Linked DNA regions of Homo sapiens: regions 1 and 2 are each linked to region 3. The links are chromatin contacts, found by Hi-C or POLR2A ChIA-PET in ENCODE. All regions are on one chromosome and are shown on one strand. The core of a region is the stretch at or near the end of the contact, and the rest is flanking DNA. Distances in the headings are between cores, read along the strand shown. Region 1 overlaps SH3RF1 (SH3 domain containing ring finger 1). Region 2 overlaps LOC105377529 (a long non-coding RNA gene). Region 3 holds the start of SH3RF1 (SH3 domain containing ring finger 1).

What was found. A loop is a pair of places that touch in the nucleus more often than their neighbours do. ChIA-PET counts read pairs that join two places held with the same protein, here RNA polymerase II (POLR2A). Pooled maps may share reads with other maps.
Region 1: a loop to region 3 is called in a map of mammary epithelial cell, with 6 times the contacts of the local background. The contact joins the enhancer-like site here to the promoter of SH3RF1 in region 3. A Hi-C loop is called at or near these places in 16 of 168 maps with a recorded cell type or tissue (B cell, Calu3, GM12878 and 13 more), 17 of 37 single-sample maps with no recorded cell type and 18 of 50 pooled maps. POLR2A ChIA-PET finds 5 or more read pairs at or near these places in 10 of 52 experiments (A673, AG04450, BJ and 7 more).
Region 2: a map of heart left ventricle shows a loop between it and region 3 (5-fold over the local background). The contact joins the enhancer-like site here to the promoter of SH3RF1 in region 3. A Hi-C loop is called at or near these places in 11 of 168 maps with a recorded cell type or tissue (Caco-2, HepG2, IMR-90 and 5 more), 13 of 37 single-sample maps with no recorded cell type and 16 of 50 pooled maps. POLR2A ChIA-PET finds 5 or more read pairs at or near these places in 4 of 52 experiments (A549, Caco-2, IMR-90 and 1 more).

The regions. Positions count from the first base shown.
Region 1 is chr4:169,228,262-169,230,961 of GRCh38, forward strand. The region is part of intron 2 of SH3RF1 (SH3 domain containing ring finger 1); the gene reads right to left. Among named protein-coding and RNA genes, the nearest start is that of SH3RF1, 41 kb to the right of the region's middle. RefSeq lists an enhancer at 1,222-1,901. Within about 2 kb of position 1,435, at least 9 of the 41 ENCODE cell types and tissues checked have a DNase peak (open chromatin) inside an H3K27ac peak, as active enhancers do; they include HCT116, PC-3, PC-9 and 3 more, where a contact is called at or near this core.
Region 2 is chr4:169,313,611-169,316,310 of GRCh38, forward strand. The region is part of intron 2 of LOC105377529 (a long non-coding RNA gene); the gene reads right to left. Among named protein-coding and RNA genes, the nearest start is that of SH3RF1, 44 kb to the left of the region's middle. Within about 2 kb of position 1,446, at least 6 of the 41 ENCODE cell types and tissues checked have a DNase peak (open chromatin) inside an H3K27ac peak, as active enhancers do.
Region 3 is chr4:169,269,596-169,272,295 of GRCh38, forward strand. SH3RF1 (SH3 domain containing ring finger 1) reads right to left here and starts at 1,361. Exons shown (of 12, transcript NM_020870.4): 1 at 1,264-1,361. RefSeq lists silencers at 582-801, 1,042-1,801, 1,842-1,991.

The sequences.
Region 1 (2,700 bases), core at 185-2,684, 41 kb before region 3:
GCTGCTGTAACAAATTAGCACAAACTTCATGGCTTAAGATAACACAAATTTGTTATCTTGCAGTTCTGGAGGTCAGAGTACAAAATGGGTCTCTCTGAGCTAAAATCAAGGTGTTGGCAGCGCTGTGTTTTTTTTCTGGAGGTTCTAGGGGAAAAATCTGTTTTCTTGCCTTTTCCAGCTTCCAGAGGCTGCCTGCATCACTTGCCTTGGGGCCCCTTCCTCCATCTTCAACAGGAGGTTGAGTTCCTCATCACATAACATCACTCGGACCTTGTCTTCTGCCTCGCTATTCCACTTCTAAAAGCCCCAGTGATTACACTGGACTCATCCAAATAACCCAGGATCATCATCTCCTCTCCAGGTCAGCTGATTAGCAACCTTAACTCTTTGCCATGTAATAACACACGGCTCTGGGGATTAGGATGTAAACATCTTGAGGGGAGGGAAAGGGAATGACACATTAGTCTGCCTACTGCAGCATGGAATCATCCATCAGTACACTTTCTATTTTATTTTTCATACAGACTCACAGACATATACCACACCCATACCCAAAAGTTTTTTAGATTTCCCTGCCCTAATTTGATAATTCTAGACTAATTCTAATGAATACTTCCACAAGTGTCTCCTATAATTTTGTAATGTTAGAATTTTACTTTAAAAAAACAAAAAAAATTCTGTTCTTCGAAAAACAAACAAACAAACAAACAAATTCCAGATGGTTCCAAGAGTGCAAACCTGAAAACAGCTTAACCTGATTTATTTTTTTAAAAAAAGGCATGACAGTCTCACCAGGAAAGAGCTCTTTTAGTTTACAGGGTTTGATACGTAATATAATCATACTTAAGAGTTTTGTTTTGCTTTTTGTTTTCTGTTTTGAGACAGGATCTTGTTCTGCGGCCCAGGCTGGAGTGCAGTGGCTTGTGGAAAACTGAACTCATCTTTATAATTCCTTTTTTATTGAGACTTACCTAGAATAATTAACATTTGAATTTAATTAAAAACAGTTCTTTTGTCAAACTTAACCCAATTCTCCAATACTTTTGTAGGTCACCTTCTTTAATAACAATCAGAGGAAGAATTTTCTGACTCTTCAAAACAGCAATCTAAATATAATACTTTATTGTACAACACATGATGTCTTTTTTTTTGTGTCCCAAATTGTGTTCCTTAGAACACCTGGAAACATAAATTGGTATACCACCCCCCCACCCAAAAAAAAAACCTATTCGGTGGCCACATACATTTGGAAAAGGACGTATACCATGCCTCTCTTTTAGAGGGTCACAATGCATACTAAGTGTTAAAAGTCCTCTAACTTTGTTTAACATCACTGTTTTCAGAACGTTTTCCTAACATCCCTATAAATAACCTGGGCTGAGGCAAGAAAGTGAGAAGTGAATACTAATGTAGAGCATATCTCCACAGAGTATTACTCATGAGTAAGCCCCACAGCTTACTCATCACAACTGGGAACAAAACCAGCCCCACTTTATGCTCCTGAGAGTATACGACGGATGAAAGGCATTTCAAATATCAAATGTCAAATCAATGCCAAATTGCAACTACAATTAAAATCTACTTGAAACAACACAAATATGAAAAGGCTCCTGCTGTCTCTAATTGTATTTACATGAGTGGGTCCTTTAAAAAACAATGCTTGGCCAGGCGAGGTGGCTCATGCCTGTAATCCCAACACTTTAGGAGGTGGAGACGGGTGGATCACTTGAGGTCAGGAGTTCGAGACTAGCCTGGTCAACATGGTGAAACCCAGTCTCTACTATAAATACAAAAATTAGCCAGGCGTGGTGGTGCATGCCTGTAATCCCAGCTACTCGGGAGGCCGAGGCAGGAGACTGCTTGAACCCAGGGGCGGAGGCTGCAGTGAGCCAAGATCACGCTGCTCCAGCCTGGGCCACTAAATGAGACTCTGTCTCAAAAATAAAAATAAAATAAAAAACAATGTTTAATTCAATATGACTTTAAATGGTGCACAGCTAAATGAACCTACCCATGTTTATAAAGAATCCAAATGTATCTGATTCAAAATACTGACCCTCAAATAGAGCCGTGGATGCCCCATCCACTACACATAAGCAAGAGACAGATTTATGAAAAGCATTTCAAAATGTTTTTTCCTTCATACAGAGTAATAAATACTCAATTAAAAGGAATTAAGGTTAATTCTAAAGAGATGGGAAATTTCCTTTAGTTTTCATTTGTTTTTCTATAAAAAATAGAAATATTTCAATCTAAAATAAAAAATCTCAAAGCTAAAAATATTAAGTATCAATTATTCAAATATCACTGATTCCACGTGGGCGCAGTGACTCACACCTGTATTCCCATCACTTTGGGAGGCCAAGATGGGCAGATCACCTGAGGTCAGGAGTTCAAGACCAGCCTGGCCAACATGGTGAAACTCCATCTCTACTAAAAATACACAAATTAGCTGGGCGTGGTGGCACACACCTGTAGTCCCAGCTACTCAGGAAGCTGAAGGAGAATCATTTGAACCCAGGAGGCAGAGGTTGCAGTGAGCTGAGATCGTGCCATTGCACTCCAGCGTAGATGACAGAGTGAGAAACCACCTCAAAAAAAAAAAAAAAAAAAAATTACTGAGTCCCCCTCTAAAAAATTCTATTAAAATGACAATTATTTTTTAAGTTTATAGCCCTCAAGTATAAACAATAGGCTCAA
Region 2 (2,700 bases), core at 196-2,695, 44 kb after region 3:
CTAAACTACTTTCTGCCTCTGGAGATTAATCCGTTCTAGACATTCTGTATAAAAGGAATTACATAATATGTGGCCTTTTGTTACCGGTTTCTTTGACTTAGTATAATATTTTTAAGGTTCACCTATGTTGTATCAGTACCTCATTATTTTTGTTGCTGAATAATATTCCATTGTATGGCTATATCATATTTTGTTTATCCATTTATCAGTTGATAGACACTTGGCTTGTTTCTATTTTTTTAGCTATTATGAGTATTGCTGTTATGCAGATTCAGACAGGTTTTCATTTCTCTTAGGTGTATACCTGGAGTGAGATTGCTGAGTCATGTGGTAACTCTATGTTTAACCTTTTGAGGAAATGTTACACTGTCTACCTAAGTGCCTGCACCATTTCATATTCCCATCTGCAGTGTATGAGGGTACCAATTTATCCGCACCCTTGCCAACACTTATTATCTATGTTTAAATTGCAGCCATCGTAGTGGATGTGAAATGGTATCTCTTTGTGATTTTGATGTCAATGTCCCGGATGGGCAGTGATGATGAACATATTTTCATGTGCTTGTCAGCCACCTTTTTTGGAGAAATGTCTATTCAGATCCTTTGCCCATTTTTAAATTGAGTTATTGGTCTTTTTGTGGTGTAGTTATAGAAGGTCTCTGTTTATTCTGAATAACTGGATTGTCTTTTTATTCTTGTATTATTTATATACTTTATAGTTTTAAAATATTCCTCAGTTTGCCTCATGATCCTGAACCCATGAGGAGGGTTATCCTTGTGCTCTTAGACATTTCTGGTGTTCTAAGAAATCATTGGTTTTTATTTGATAGTTAATGAATGGCCTGGAATAACATATTTCAGAGCTTTCAGGTCAACTTTGGGGTAAAGAAAGGAACCTAATATTTACTGACTGCCCACCATCTGCCAGATGTTGTTGGCATATGTGTGATCCTCACCCCAACCTAGGAAGGTTCTGTGTTATCATCTCCAATAAACAGGTAAGCACAAAGAAATTAAATAACAACAGTTTTTTAAACACCCTGCTCCTTTGTCCCTTCATGATGTGGTAAAACAAAGACATATCAAAACCAGAGGACTTGCTTGTCAAGTTTCTAATGCCTGGAAAATGTCACCTTGGTACTTCAAGTCTTATTCAAGGAACTATTAAACAGTTTATATGGTTTTTCAGCTCATAAATTAATAAAATCCCTTCAAATATTTCCCTTAAGTGAAGTATAGGAATATAAGTATTGTTCCAAGTCTTCTGTTAAAAATTGAAGCACAGAAATGGGACTATGACTAAATTAACTGAATAGTAAAAAAGAGCTTGTGATTCAGGAATTCAGGGAGAGAGTTCGTGAGCTCTGCAGAGGTAACCTGTATGTGCATGCTCCAAAATCCACCGGCACTTTCCCGGCAGTCCAAAGTGCAAATGGTTTCTGCAGCTCATGATTCTGGCTCCAGGCCAGCGCCATGCTCACTTGAATTGCAGCCAAACACCCTCGGACTCATTGCCTGAACATGTGACTCAAATGCTCGCGTTCCCGCTGCTCAGTGTACTCTCCTGGAGACCCCCTGACATCAAATTCCCAAGGATCTCATTTCATTTTTTATAGACAAGTGTCTTCACCCTTCCAACTCTAAAGATAGATGTGAGGTGAAGATATATTCTTCAGGGTTTGAAAGCTCTATATAAAGTCCCCCAAACATTTAAAATCTGGAGATTCATCTCTGGAAAACAGTGCATCTGATCATCTTGATTTACAGCCTGTACTGGAAGTTTTTCTTTTAGAACAAAAGCTATTTGCAAACCATTCCTGTTTGTAAATAAATTATTTTCCTAAATATCAAAGGAAGACATCAGAAAGTACAAAAAGAAATAATAGATGGAATAATTTCTTGAAATTTACCCAAATAGATAATGAGCAAGACAACTGATAGCTCTCAGAATAAATATTCTCTGAGAGTAAGACTAATACGATCATGCCAATAGTTTAGTTTGACTTATTTTCATAGCGCTGCCCAAACAGATATGGAGAAAGGAATTATTTTGCCATGAGATAAGACTTAATCATCTCTGGGAAAGGGAATCCACAGGAACATTTTTGCTTATGCAAGAAAGATCCTGTTTATACTGCATGATTCTTTGCAGTTTTTCTCTCCCATCCCCTGTGGCTGTGTAGTTCTATCCTATTTGTGGCCCTGCTTCTAGATTGAGGCCCCATAAAGCAGGCTGCACAATGCCTGCAGCACATTATTTCTTGAAGAAATCCCAGGGAAAATAGACAGTGAAACTTAGCTTCCCTGGTCTTAGAAAAGGGCAAAGAAATTTTTGTTTCCCCCAAAGGCCAGTTGAAAAATGTCGTGTTGCCCCAGAAGTCCAGCCCTGGCCCTTCCTTGCTGCAAAGAGTCAATTGGTGCCTCCAGGTCCTTGCTTTTCCTTGACGACAGACTGGTGTAGTTTGAGACATCCCTGGCCCTTATCTCAGCCCAGCCCTTTGAAGCACTTGACAGCCGCTGCTGCTGCCACTTGCTTATCCCAAGGGAGGAAGTAGCTTCTGAAGGCTTTGAGGTCCAGTTCAGTCTGGATGTTTGAAAGGGTGAAAGGTAATTTTAATATGACTTCTAATTTATGTGATGCTTACATTTTTTTGAATTCTGTGCTTCCCAGGGGACACAGTAATTGAAAGTGTTTTTCAT
Region 3 (2,700 bases), core at 111-2,610:
TAAGGAACATAATTTCTTAAGCTCTGAAAGTGGTATCAGCTGCCTTAATAAAGTCTTCAACTCATAGGAGAAGCTGACAGAGGCCATTGAAAGTTTCCTCTACCTGAAATTTACTTTTATATCCAACTAAATTCCCTTTTTTAAGCCACTTTAGCGTTTAAGAAACCATGCCTCATGTAATCGCTCGTGGTAAATGATCCCAATATTAAATACATATGTTTCTTCGCTGTTATTAAAAATAGAACTGTTTAATTTTGCCCAACCAAAAAGAGCTGAAGGTTGACAATTCTAAAAGACACAGATTTGCTTGAAAGCAGCTAAAACAGAAAAGCGCCCTTCAGGGCAGTAGTTGATAAACTCTGAAACACATTTCTGAACGGCCTGTCCTAATCCCATTCAGAAAAGCTGGCAAAATTATCACCAAAAGAATTCGACAATGGAAGGTTGGACTGGAAACTGTGGGCATATGAAAATGAGGCCATTCAGGAAAAAGCAAGCCACTTACTGCGCCGCTCTCCCCCCACCGCCAAAATAAATGTAAAAGTGAATGCCCAGGAGAACGGGAGTAAAAAGATTTGGCTGGGAGCATTAACAGCTGTTCTTGACAAAGCCGGAGCGGGGGAGCCCCAGGGCTGCACCCCCGCTCCCACGGCGCCAAGCACAGGTACTCCCAAGCCCGCAGGGAGGCGCGGCGGCCGCTCGCCGCAGACACACCCCGGGGCCAGGTGTCGGCGGCACCCGGCAGGAGCCGGTCGCGGCCTGGGGCTGCGGCCCGGCCGGTCCCGGCGTGGGGATCTCACCCTACAGCCTCCCTCATCTCCGCCTCCCTTTAGCTCAGGCCGGGGACACAAATCCCTCTACACGACTGCGGGAAGTTTTCAAGGACTTAAAAATAAATGCGCAGGCTTAAGTTGCGAAACTCAGCCCCACAGAGTGCCACGGGGAAGCAGCTTTCTAGCCCAGCCAAGATAAGGCGACAGTCCCCAGAGAGACCGCGCCATCCGGGAAGCAGGGGGTGCTGGGCTGCGCCCGGGGAGACCGCGGCACGGAGCCCTGGCAGCTTCCTGCCCGGAGAAGGCAGAGGCCGCGGGCTGCTCCGCTTCCGCAGGTCCTGATTCCCGGCCCACGGGGACCCGAGGGCGAGGGGAGAGAGAGACCGACCCAGGGCGGGGATGGGGGAATGTCGAGACCACCGCCTTCTCCGCGGCTAGGGGTCCGCCGACGCTGGGTCCCCGTCGACCCCGCGCCGGCCGCGCGCCCTACCTCGCGCCTCGGCTCCTCCTCTTTGTTCGCGGCCCCGCAGCGGCTGCGGCGGCTGATGCAGATGCGGCCCCACCGCGCTCGCCGCTCGCAGTGTCTCTGACGCCGCGGCGGCACCGGGAGACTCCTCTCTGCTGCCCCCCTCACGCGCGCACACACACCACGCCGCCGCCGCCGCCTCCCACTTTCCCAGCCAAGGAGGGCGGAGGAAGAGGAGGAGGAGGCCGGGACGCAGCCGGCGCCCGGGGCGCAAGGGGGCGGCCCCGCGCCACAGCGCCTTCCCCGGGAGCGGGCGCGGCACCTCTCGGAGCCACCCGCCGCCGCGCCGGCCTCCCGCGCTGAGGTGACCTGCGCCCAGTACCCCGCCGGAGCCCGGGGGCGGGATTGGGGCGGCGGCCTGAGGGGGCGCTGCAAGAGCCTAGAGGATGGGGAGCGGGGCCCCCAGGGGACTACGAGGGGAAGGCTCGGGGACGGACGCCTTCTCCCTGAGGAGAACGCGCCTGAAAAATGGAGCCACCGGACGGGAAGGCGGCGGGAGTGGAGGCTGGGGGAAGCAGGAAGAAGCCCCGGGACAGGGTCCCGCCGCCTCCTCCTCCCCCCGGCGGGGCTGGGAGCCCTGGACGGACCCTTCCTCCCCAGGCTGGGCGAGTCGCGGCGCGGGAGGGGCTGGGTCCGCGGAGGCGGCGGGAGCAGCCCTGGCGGGAACCGATCCCGCTGCGCTTTGCGTCTGGTTGCCCACCCCGGACACTTACTTGGTAGAGTCGGAGCGAAGTGTTGCCCCTTAGGGCCGAGAGCGGCGTGGTGAATCGATGGGGACAGTGCCGCGGCCACCTGTCCGCACCCAGCCATCAGTCACCCCAGGACCCAAACCGGAGCAAGCCTGGAGGACCGCTGACCCCAAAGCCCAAGACTAGGAAAACGGTAGTACGGACTTCCAACCCAGGCTCGGGGGCTCTGTTATCCCTGCCCTAAGTGGGGAGAATTGAGTCTGACCTCAGGTGGGCTGGCACCGCAAAGCACGCTGAGAGGCGCCTCTTTTATCTGAGCCTGGGTGGCTGCCATCATCGCAGTAATCTTTGTTTTGGTTGCCCCAAGCACACACCTGTAAACCGAAGTGGAGTTTTGAAAAACATCTTGTCCATAGGTTTTGAGGTTTTTCAGTCTCGATTTAGTGGAGAAGCAAGTTAAAATTTTGTCACTGATCTAAAGTTGACATTACTATATTTGCATTTACCATCAATTTACAAAAAGTTATCCCAAATACCCCTCCTCAAAGGTGGGCAGAAACTAGGTGGTTATAAGAAGAAAGGGTTACAACAGATGATGCAAGAAATCTCTGCCCAGCCACCAACTAGGTTTATGATTTGACGAGGAGTCTCAGTTTATCCTCTAGTCTCCAGCTAGGGCCACAGCTAAACCATTCAAGACATAAGGATCACA